2 separate regions of the Homo sapiens genome follow, and region 2 is linked to region 1. The links are chromatin contacts, found by Hi-C in ENCODE. All regions are on one chromosome and are shown on one strand. Each heading gives the region's core, a stretch centred on a gene start or an enhancer-like site at or near the end of the contact. The rest is flanking DNA. Distances are from core to core; before and after follow the strand shown.

What was found. Hi-C counts contacts between places; a loop is a spot of excess contacts on that map. Pooled maps may share reads with other maps.
Region 2: a pooled map shows a loop between it and region 1 (11-fold over the local background). The contact joins two enhancer-like sites. A Hi-C loop is called at or near these places in 2 of 168 maps with a recorded cell type or tissue (PC-3 and PC-9), 3 of 37 single-sample maps with no recorded cell type and 11 of 50 pooled maps.

Annotation. Positions count from the first base shown.
Region 1 is chr2:212,910,038-212,915,678 of GRCh38, reverse strand. No RefSeq gene overlaps it. Among named protein-coding and RNA genes, the nearest start is that of MIR4776-1, 13 kb to the left of the region's middle. Within about 2 kb of position 3,103, at least 7 of the 41 ENCODE cell types and tissues checked have a DNase peak (open chromatin) inside an H3K27ac peak, as active enhancers do.
Region 2 is chr2:213,012,587-213,018,227 of GRCh38, reverse strand. It overlaps IKZF2 (IKAROS family zinc finger 2), which reads left to right. Exons shown (of 9, transcript NM_001387220.1): 8 at 4,294-4,437. Among named protein-coding and RNA genes, the nearest start is that of MIR4776-2, 89 kb to the right of the region's middle. Within about 2 kb of position 2,292, at least 2 of the 41 ENCODE cell types and tissues checked have a DNase peak (open chromatin) inside an H3K27ac peak, as active enhancers do.

The DNA of each region.
Region 1 (5,641 bases), core at 1,854-4,353:
GCACAAACACTGAAACCAAATAGTCATATTATCACTGTGTTCCTAACCCTAGAGCCCTAGAGACACTTAGCATGGGTGTGGGTTTGCATAACAGGGAAACTAGTATTGACCCGGTACAAATGCTAACTTAATGTTTAAAAAGTTCAGGGATAATGCTTCAATGATGCCAAGGTAGGGGTGTATATGTGTGAGTGTGTGTGTGCGTGTGTGTGTGTGTTTCTCTCTATCACCTAAATGTATTTGATGGGGATACAAAGTTCAAGCAAAAGCAGAAAGAAAAAAAGGTTTGCATGAATGGTTAGGGAGAATGGGTCCCTCTTCCAGGAAGGTTAGTGACTCACCGTGTGAGAATACATAAGTCATCTAGTCTCCATTTTCTATCCTCTACCTTTAAAATGGGGACTGCGACACTTGAGAATGTGAGCACTCAAACAGAGTATCTCCAAGGTACATGAGACTCACTCAGGTACTCAAGTGTATGCATCCTTGGAAGGAAAGATTTGAGTTGTGGGGAGAAAAATGTCTATGAAAGTAAGCCTTTCAAGACTTTATGATACTATGATGATATCTGAGAAAGTGGAGGCAAAATCATACTTACCAGAAAAGCTAAAAAGAGAAACTCAGATTACATGGAAACAGGGAGAGAGTGGAATTGGGGGGAAGGCATAGAGAAAATGAAAACAAAAATCCTAATATTCACCAAGGAAAGTATTATGAACTTTGTATACTTTTATTTTTGTTTTCTTCAAGCGAACTGTTCAACGACATTCCAGCATCTGCTGCCTAAACTCATTTCTAATTCACATCTTTAGACACCTGTGCAGTTGGAACAGTTCAGCATTCAAAGGACTTGGACTGGCAGATAAACATGTGATAAACAGATAAAACACCTCACTGTCCGTCCATCTTTTTATCGTTGGCAGGTGCTCTTGAAACAGAATACATAAAAGAAAAGAAAAAATAATCAAACCAACTCTTTATTTTTGCCCTTTTGAATATATTGTAGGAAACAGAAGTTTCTGACATTAGTCTACTCTGATTCAATTAAACAAATACCTTATGCTTGCTCACCACCAAAATGAGGAAGCTGCTTGCCCACAAATTCTCTAAAGGAAGATTCAGAAGAAAAAGGAATTGCAGTTAATCCTTTCCCAGGTCACACCTAAAATAGGTCTCTGCTAATAGGGAAGTTAGTTGTGTTTAAAATATAAATATACATTTTAGAATATGTCGAAGGAATCATTGATAAAAGAGTAGAGTCAGAACTTCAAGTCCCCATTAAAGGGGCTGGAAAATACAAGTACAGTATAGTATTTTCCAAACTGTGTCTTAGGGTCTGAGAACTTCTGTTAGATATTCTCCCAAAAAATAAATCTATAAAGAGTGTTTCTTTGGTTAAGTAATTCTGGGGAAGACTGAGTAAAGAAATTACTGCTTTCTGCAAAATTTGGCAAATGTATATTATGAGTTTCTGAGAGAGAGATGTATATAGTAAGCAGCAACTCTCAAACGTGAAACTATTTTGGCAATGGCAAATAATATCTCATGTTTTAAGGAAAGCAGGCTAGAAAATGCTGACATGGAACAAAATTGTACTTGAAGCTTTGTCTAAGTGTTCTGAGTAGATTATACAATGTATCAGTAAATAAACATTTTGATATCATACCCAATCCACACTAGCCTTCCCATTTTATTTACTTCTAGTTGTATACTGATTTACGGTTTATGCTGAGACATCCAGACTTGACACTCGAATGTGAACGTTAATGTCTCTTCTGATGTGCAGTGATGGGCAGTAAAACCAAAGAAAAAGATCCAACTATCACTTAACAGAGGAGGGCAGTCACTGAGCGCTGAAAGCAGTGGCAATAAATCGCAGCTCCATACAAAGTTAGAAAGTGTCCTTTTGTGTTTAAATGGACACATGGTGTTTGAGAAAAGTCACATTATTTTTTCCTCTCAAAGTGTTTACATTTAGAAAAACATGCTTTGTTTTCTCAATGCAAAATCTCAGTTGTTTTCCAACTAGCCCTGTTCCTCCTCACCCCTTCTCAATTTGGAGTCCTGTTTTTCTCCAGTCCTGCGTGTCAGCTCCATTGCCCTTTTTTTGGGTGTGGATCTTATAACGATTCTGGTAGAAGGAGAACTTTAGCAAAAACAGAGTCATGTAGTTTGATACTGCCTGCTTGTTAAATCTTTGCTGTAATAACATTCTGTTCCTACCTGGTTAAGGTATATTGGAATTTGTCACATGAAAGCACAGCTCCATATCAGCAATAGATGACATTAGAAGAAAGCCATTTGAAGTGACACAGAGACTTTAGTTTAATAGCTGTAATTATTGCCACTGATGAGAATAATGGGGAAAGATATTCATATGTCAAGCAACAGATATTGAAAGAGCCTGAGTCAATCATCTTACATAACTATCCTTAAAAAAAATGTATAAGGATGGGAAGAAGATAATAAGCAAAGCATAAGAAAGGAAACGGAGATGTTTTCCCTTAATTATGGTATCCAGAATATGAGGGAAACAGAACAGTTGTATCTTGTGGCAGGAAGACCGCAAATGAAAGGAGCTCTTTCGTCTTTTTAGTCATATATTCCAGGATCAAAATTCAGGGAGAAAGTGTATTCCCACTGTATGGATCTTTTTCCTTCTGTTGACTCTTGTCTTCCCTGACAACCAGGCAGAAAGCACTCTGGCACGGGCGGGTGATACATCCTGCATAATGCAGCCTATCAGTCATGTAGAACACACCCCACGGCGATCACAATTCTGATTCAAGGCGGGATAAAAAGAGTTCAGTGCACAATGTGGTGTTTAGGGAGGTGATCTGGAAGCATTAACCATACAACTTTGGCAGAAACTGCTTTGTGAATGTGTCAGTGATATCTCAAGTACATGAAAAACCAGCTTTACTGTCCCTTGATACAAGATTAATTTTTTTTTATTTCCAGAGCATTTACCATTGTATGGTAGACAAATATTATCCCTGTTTTTCAGCTGCAGAAACTGGAATGCTAAAAGGTTAAGCAACATTTACAAAGTTACACAGTGAGTCATTTCTTGAATCAGGAAATAAACTGGAGGCCATGATTCCCTTTTCCCTGATTTTGCTGGCCCCACGTGTCATTTAACACTATTTACAGAAGTGTTTTTCTTTATTGTCTTGCAGTGAGCTCTGAGAAGATTTTCTAAGACCTAAAAATCATGAAATGTGACATGTTTTAGGGAGCAGTAAAATTCAGTCAATAACATTAATTCGTCCAACCAGTTTTATTAGCACTGAGTGTGTATAGGAGCCAAAACTTTCCAGTCTTAGTTTTAAATCTACCCATGATTTAAAAATATACACATGACATCTCTTTGCCTTCAGTAAAACAGGGGCAATTATTCCTACTATAGATTTCATAAGAAAATTATGTGATTATATTACATGATATGCTTTGGGTTGAATAAGTGGAATTACTGAATACAATTTTTAAAAATGAGCACATCACTCTTCCTTTACTAGTAAAACTTTGGTAAGTTTCTTATAAAAAAGTTTAAAAAATATTATCTAATTTTAGCATGTGTGTTTGTAGTTGTCAAAATATAAAACAGCCCCTTCTGGAGGTATTTTGTTACGACATAGTTAATATATTGTCATAGTCAGCCCTTGTGCCAACCACTTTGGTATTCTTCCTATGGGGGATTAAGCCTGACCAAATAACCAAACTCTATTTCTCCAAATATCCTGGGTGTTGCTCATTAGTTTTTCTACCCTTGATACTATATTTACATCCCATCTCTAGCTATACACCTTTTAAAACTAGGGCTAAAACGTAGTCAGAAATCCCAAATTGAGTTCCTTAGTACAACTGAACTGTGCTTTTTATAGGTTGCTGCTTTTAAAACGACTTTATTAAATGATAAAAACAGCAAGGATGCAAATATAGGAAAGACAGAAAGAATAACAGAAGTCTGGTTTACACACTGCAGATTTCTGATTCAACTACTCCTGAGTAGAACTCTGCCCTGATAAAATCTGCCTTTCTTACTCCAAATGCCGTTTTGAAGAGTATAGTGCAGGCCTTGCATGCCTATTCTATTTCCCTGGACTTTTTACATTCTAGTTTCTAGCCTTGTTCCACATGGGAGATGCCATCAAATGAACCACCCCAGAGGGGCTTCCTCCACAATGTCCTGACACTTTGTCTCCCTTAATAGTTAGTGAAGGCCTCTGGGAGATTTCTGCCTGCCTTGGTTGTGCTAAAGAGAAACAAGGGGGAGTAACGGTCTTTAAATCAGTTAAGGAGAACAGCCAGACTGGAGGACCCCTCACAATGCTAGCACTGGTAGTAAAAGTGTGACAGCCCCACAGAAAGATAAAATTGGGGGAAATGCCAAAGCAGCTGGATTTCGCACCTATCTTACCACAAAGCTTTTTCTTTCATGACTACATTTTGAGTTTCTAGATTTGGTTTTAGTAAAGAAAAAGGTTGCCTTGGTAAGTTGGTTTCAGTATCTTCATTTTACAGATTAAGAGAGACAGAAAAGCTCAGAAAGGTAAACAACTCATTCTCGGTTATATGAGCCTGAATTGGTAAAGCTGGAATTTGGATGCATTTACCTTTAAAGGGCATCCTCTTCTTTCTGTGGCATGAAGTTGTGCTGTCATCCGATAAGTCATGAGCCCCTCTTGGAGCACTGCAGAGTAGTCATATGTGGGCAGGTGGGCGCAGCCACCAACTAACTTCCCAGGACTTCTGAGAAAGCCCCTTTCCTTTGAGATTTATGTTAAGAAATATTGTTAGTGGCACCCTATCAATAGTAAGAAATAATTATTAATACTAACTAAAAAGTCTCTCTAACTAGGAGAAAGATTTTTTAAAAAAGGAATTAAAAATCATCATAAGAAAAGGATATGGTGAGCATAATATATATGGTAATAATATAGTATTTCATTTTTAAAGAAACCCTACATATTAATGTCTTCTAAACTTTCCATCTGATCCTTTCTGAAGATGATGAAAATATCAAATATGAAATATACAATCAATTCTCATAATTTGCAATTGTTACATCCTATAAAATTGCTGCAAATACTAAACCATTCCCCCTAAGGGAAATACAGGGTCAGGTTCTTCTGTGCCTTGTCACAATTTCATTAACTGATGAATACATAACCTTCTTTTATGTGTGTTTCCATTTAAAGACACATTTAGTATTATTGTTGATTCATTAACATTGAACTTAGAGCTGACAGCACTGTAATTTATGGGTGATTGAAGCTTATCTAATACATATATTTTCTCCCTAAGGCACATCACAGCCTTAGGAACTCTAGACAGCACTTCAGCACCGTGCTTGGGGTTCATTTTAAACTGTGAAACACAACAAAAAGCACAAAAATGCAGAAACAGGTGACAATAAATAGACTGAAAAAAGGCCACTTGTTTACAATATGAGAGCTGAACCAGGAAGGCAGAGCATGGTTTTGTTCTACCTCAGCTGGGACGTGATTAAATTTGTCCCTGCTCTATGCATGTTCGTGAAAGAACACAAAACACTGCTAGTATTGATTCTGGGGTTACAAATAGATTTTTGTGAGTAGGTGAATTCACAAACACAGAACCTGCAAATAATGAGAATCAA
Region 2 (5,641 bases), core at 1,043-3,542, 100 kb before region 1:
TGGCAGATTATCTTGTTCAATATTATCTTTATGTTGCTTTTTCAAGTCTGCTTAGCTTGAAGGAAAAGCTTTAAAATCAAACTATGTTATTACCTGTTTTACCTAAACCTAAAGACAAAAATGAAAGTGCAAAGCAGAAGGATAGCCAGCTTAAAATCTATATATATTGTTAGGTTTATGCTTTGAATTGTTTAGGAAAGGGAGGTTCTTTTTCACAGTATAGAGGCATTATTGGGCACCCCCAAACTTTGGAATAAGCTTTTTTGACTTATTTCTATTGGGTGACATCATTCAGTGAACATCCATTGAATATTATATCTCTCTTGTATCATAAAAGGTATTAGAGACACAAATACAACAGAATGCAACCCCTGAGGTTATTTACCAGCTATTGGAAGATAGACCAGTAAAACAACAATTATAGTACTATGTGATAAGCATTATGGAGACAGAGAGGACATACCTAAATCAGCAGAACATCCAAGAGGAATTTCCCGGGATTGAGCTTAGTTTTAAAAAGCAAAAATGTGAACTAATAAATGGAGAAGGGTGTTTCCTGCAGAAAGAACAACATATGTGAACAACTACCAATGTAGCATCTAAAACACTTGGGGTACCTCCATGTGTGTTTGTAAAGAGATGTGGTAGGGAGGAGGAGAGGCAGAAGACTGGATGAAAGGAAGAAATCTAGGATTTTCCACAGGTGACCAGCATGGCTGATGGAGTAAATAGTAGTGTCATTCAGTGATATGGTAATTAGTAGTGTCATTCAGTGATATGGTAATTAGGAAAATAGAAGAAAGAAAGGTAAATGGAGATTTTACTTCTTTTACTATATTCTTTTATGTCTCCATGAAATAGGCAAATAAAACTGTCTAGGAAGATGTTAAATATATAGATCTCAAGCTCTTGAGAGGGGTCTGAGTAGGAAACAAAGATGCAGGATCCATCATAATTTATGTAGTGGCCCAACGTAGTAGTTTTTAATAAGGCAATACGGATAAGTACAGAGTGAGACATCAAGAAGGCCAAGAACACACTAGCAGGAAAAAAATTTCATGAAGATGAGTAAGAGCAGAGTAGGAACATGGAAAGAGTGATTTCACAGAAGCCAAAGCAAGTGTCAGCACTGCCAAATGCTGTCAAGAAAATAACTAAGATAACTGTAAAGTTTTTTTTTTAGATCGGGTAACACGGAGAAAATTTGCAACAATATAGAAGACATCTGTTGTTTTTGCCTGCCTGACATCCCTTCCTCCTTCTCTTGATAACAAGAGTGCCCATTTACCTTTAGAGAACTTTCCTGTTGCATGTAGCTGTGGTGGGACCCTCAGTCCAGGTACTCTGCCCTCTCCTGCTCAGGAGCTAGACATGTGATCTAACCTAGGTCCCTCAGACTTGGAATTTGAATTTGGGTGAACTGTTTGGTTTTTCAAAAGAATACATTGGGAATACACTTATGGTTTTGCCGTTATGGTTATCAACGTGATGAAACAGTGATCTAATGGAATTATGTTTTTATCTTGGTTATAACCTCAAATATAAGGTCAAAGAGGATGTTTGGTTATAAAGTTTGTTCAAACAGGGGAAGTTACCTTATTGGTATATCTTTAGCCCAGATTAATGTCTATGTGATTAATGCATTATTGAGATATCTAGAGAATTTGTTTTATGTTTCTAGCAATGTATACACAGAAATATTTTGATGAGTTGCACCCAGATCCATGAAGCAAAACAAAATCAGATTGGTTACATAATTAAGGAAAAATGTATCAGGTCTTTACCCAATGGCAGACCTTACAAATATGTCTGACTGGTTTACAAAAAGTCAATGCTCAAAATACCTCTACAAAGAGTAGTATAGCGTAATGGTTGAGCCAGGCTCTGGAGCCAGACTCCTAGTAGTAATAACATTCTCTACTAACTAGATGTAAACCCTGAGGAAATTACTTAACATCTCTGGGTCTTTCTGTTCTCATCTGTACAGTGAAGATGGTATTACACCTATTTCATGGAGTTTCTGGATGAATTAAATTAATTATTAAATGCAAAGCCTTAAAACAGCACACAGCACATAGTATACGTCAGTTATTATTATTGCCGATGTGGTAGAAACAAGATCAATTTTTGACATGAAAAGGGCTATTGTAAAGTAGAAATTAGATCAGAACTCTGCCAAAATCATCATTTTCAGTTCACATGAGCTTCATTGAACTCGGGACAAATCATCTGAATTGAGGTGGATGTGGTGTGGGACAGTTCCCACACCCAGGTTTCGTTTTGAGTGTTAAATGCGTTCAAATATGAAAATTCAGGGTGAAACTTAGAGCAAAACTGCCAGGTTTTGGACTACTCATTTCAGAACAAATTAGCATATTTAATTTTGGGGGCAAACCCGTTAACCAGTTTTGCTAGTTTTTTAGCAAAATTTACAACAACATTTTTTTTTTCTTGCCAAATTCTTTCATTTTGGATCTTGGTCTGACATATTTTCATCTTTGGTCCATACTTGGACTGCTTTTTAGTTTTATTGTTATTTCTAATAATGTAGTAAGTGCTTGTAAATCCATCATCCAAACAAAAAGTTAAGATTTTGACCACAATTTGTATCTCATTACCTGGTTCTCCACCACACCACCACCACTGTGCCATTCTTCTGACTCCCCTTACGTGAATTGGTCATCCTTGAATGTTTTTGAAATTCTTTGCTTTTTTGTTGACTCTTTTACTTTTGTGTCACTTTTTTAGTTGTTACTAAAAGAGAATATAATGTTTTATACATAATATCTTGGGACATACTTTTTCAATGTGATAACATCATTAATGATATAGTGCAGACAATGATCTGTTTCCTTGTTCCTCAGTCTCACCTTGAAACTTTTTTCCAAATTAACATCTAATAATTGCACAATCCCTTGCTATTCATAGCCAGAGGACTTCTTATTAAATGTAGATTACAATTCAATTTTTTTGACCCATCTATAGGTTAATCAAAACTTGGATGGAATGTTGATTTCTTTAAACATGTCCAAATCATGAAAACATTTTTTCACACTATGTTTCATTTTCTTCAAAATTGGTAACCTATTGGTTATTAAATACATCAACTGAATTGTGCACTGAATTTTCCTACCTTTCATCTCTTGCTTTCTCACTTATTTTTGTGTCTGCCAAGAGGATCCCCTTATAAATGAGACTACATTTTTTTGTACACAGTGGGACTATCTTATACAAATGAAAGGATCAGAGTAAATCATTTTTACAGGGCATACTGAACAAGTAAAGTTATTCTAAGAAATGAAAGCTTTAGGTTTCCAAACAGTACTGGCACAAGTGCAACTGGAGAAAGCAACAATAAACAACAAGTAATAAGTTATGTTCTTTCCTGAGAACACTGTTTTTAATCAACTGATTCGCCTTGTCTGAGTTGTTACCCTATCCTTAATTAAACATCCTTGGGCAGTATTTCTACTCAAAAAACAACTGTTTTAAGTTCTTTGTCTGCACTATGAATGTCAGTGTCTAAGGGCTAACAGATTAGTCCATAGCAACTTAGAAAAAAGGGATGAATAGGGAACAGCATTGGAGAGTATATGTCAAATGAATTAGGGCAGTAGTTTAGTGAGCCAATGTGCCAATTTAGAAATGGATTCTTCTTCCTGCTGAAGAGCTCTTTTTAAAATAAATTACAATCATAAAGCTGCCACAGTTTACTGTGCATAGACATGTTCAGAATTGGCTCTTCTTCATGAGGGCTGCTTGGTGCAGGTATTTAAGCTACTGCCAATAAGGCTAACAGCTCATCAAATAGAAAATACGCTGCAGGAAAATACATGGGTTAAGAAAAACAGTTAAATACCGTGCTGTTATTTTGTATGTCTGTTTAAGCTTTTCTCTCAAACAAGTTGACTTACTTAAATTGTTTTTTAAAAATAAACTCTAAAAGCCTTGAAAATAGTGCAGTCTTAAAAGTAGTATTGATTTTAGTCAATGCTAAAAACACTTTCAGGGGAATAAGATGAGAAACCACATGAACAAGTTTGCCACCAATAGTGGCAACAGTGTATGTATGTCATGGATTTAAGAGAGACTCAAATAAAAACAAATCCTCTGGTGTATATGTGTGTGTGCAAATTTAAAGAGTATACTTTCACACTAGAGGGTATTCTTTCTACTTGCTTCTACTGAAGCATACTAGCTTTTATAACACATATCGAGATGGCATATCCAGCTTTGTATCATCCAAAATGTTGAAGAAATTATCAGATTGCATTTTTCTATGGTTTTGTATAGTACCTCCTATGGAAGATTGTAAGGAACAAGAGCCTATTATGGACAACAATATTTCTCTGGTGCCTTTTGAGAGACCTGCTGTCATAGAGAAGCTCACGGGGAATATGGGAAAACGTAAAAGCTCCACTCCACAAAAGTTTGTGGGTAAGCATTACAAATGCTTTTGTTTCTTTGCAAGGTGATGTTAATAGGAAAAGGCAAGTTCCCATGTATTAGAAATATATATGGTGTGTTTCAGTTCATGAAATAAATACCCATCTCTTTTCTTCATTATTCTTTTTTACTCTCTGACATTCTGTGTACACCACACTTACACCAACACACACAAATACATATGAGAGATAAAGACTGATAGTGGTCACCATCTCAAAATATGATGATATATAAAGTGAAATAACATGTAAAATAGAAAATATTAATTTCTTTAAAAAATAGTCATACAGAAGAGAAACGGTCCAGCCTATTGGCCAGTTTTGTAATCTGTTTTAAAATTTTCATTAGTGTCAGGTTTTTAGCTGTTTTTTTTTTAACCTATTAACATTTATGCCTAGTGTCCCATTATTGGAACGCTAAGCATGTGGGAGTTATTTATATCCTACTGCTCAAGGTCATCGCCAAGGTCTGATTGCAAAAATTAAAACAAAATTTCAACCTCAGGCATAAATGGGTTAATTATTTTCGTATTTTATCTGGAATGAAGATAATTTTTCTTTTTTTCAAAATTCTGCATTGGAAAAATAATGCAGCAACCTACATTCAAGATGTTTCATATTTGGATCTTTATTTCATATTTTAATCTTTGTTTTTTCATCCAGCCTATGATTTTGAACTGAAAAGATTAAATATCATATATTTAGACTTTCCCTTTTCATTTCCGAACCCTTAGATATTCTTTGATACGCCCAATGTTGGCATCATTCTGGATGCATGCTGTAAGTCATAGATTGTCTCTGAGGATACAAAAAGCATGGACTTTTTAAAAGAAATATGAATAATAGAGATTCAATAAAAAGAATTGTTAAAGAATTGTTATTCATTGTATATATATCTATTAGGATAAAAATATTCAAACAGATTCTGACATTCTAGTGTCAGCATTGTGGGACATCCTGATTAAATGGTGATTGAGACAAAAATCTTTGCTTTGGTTATTTCAGGGAGGAGAGGATAACACAATTCCATTACTTCAATAAACACTTAAAGAAGGTTTCCTTTCAATCTGAAATTGAAGAACTAACACATCACCAAAATAGCACTCTAAGACTAGCTGGAGGGATTTATTGAGAACTCATTGAAAGAAGGCCTAAGGGTGACTATAAGGGCCATAGTTTATATTATGTCAGTTGAA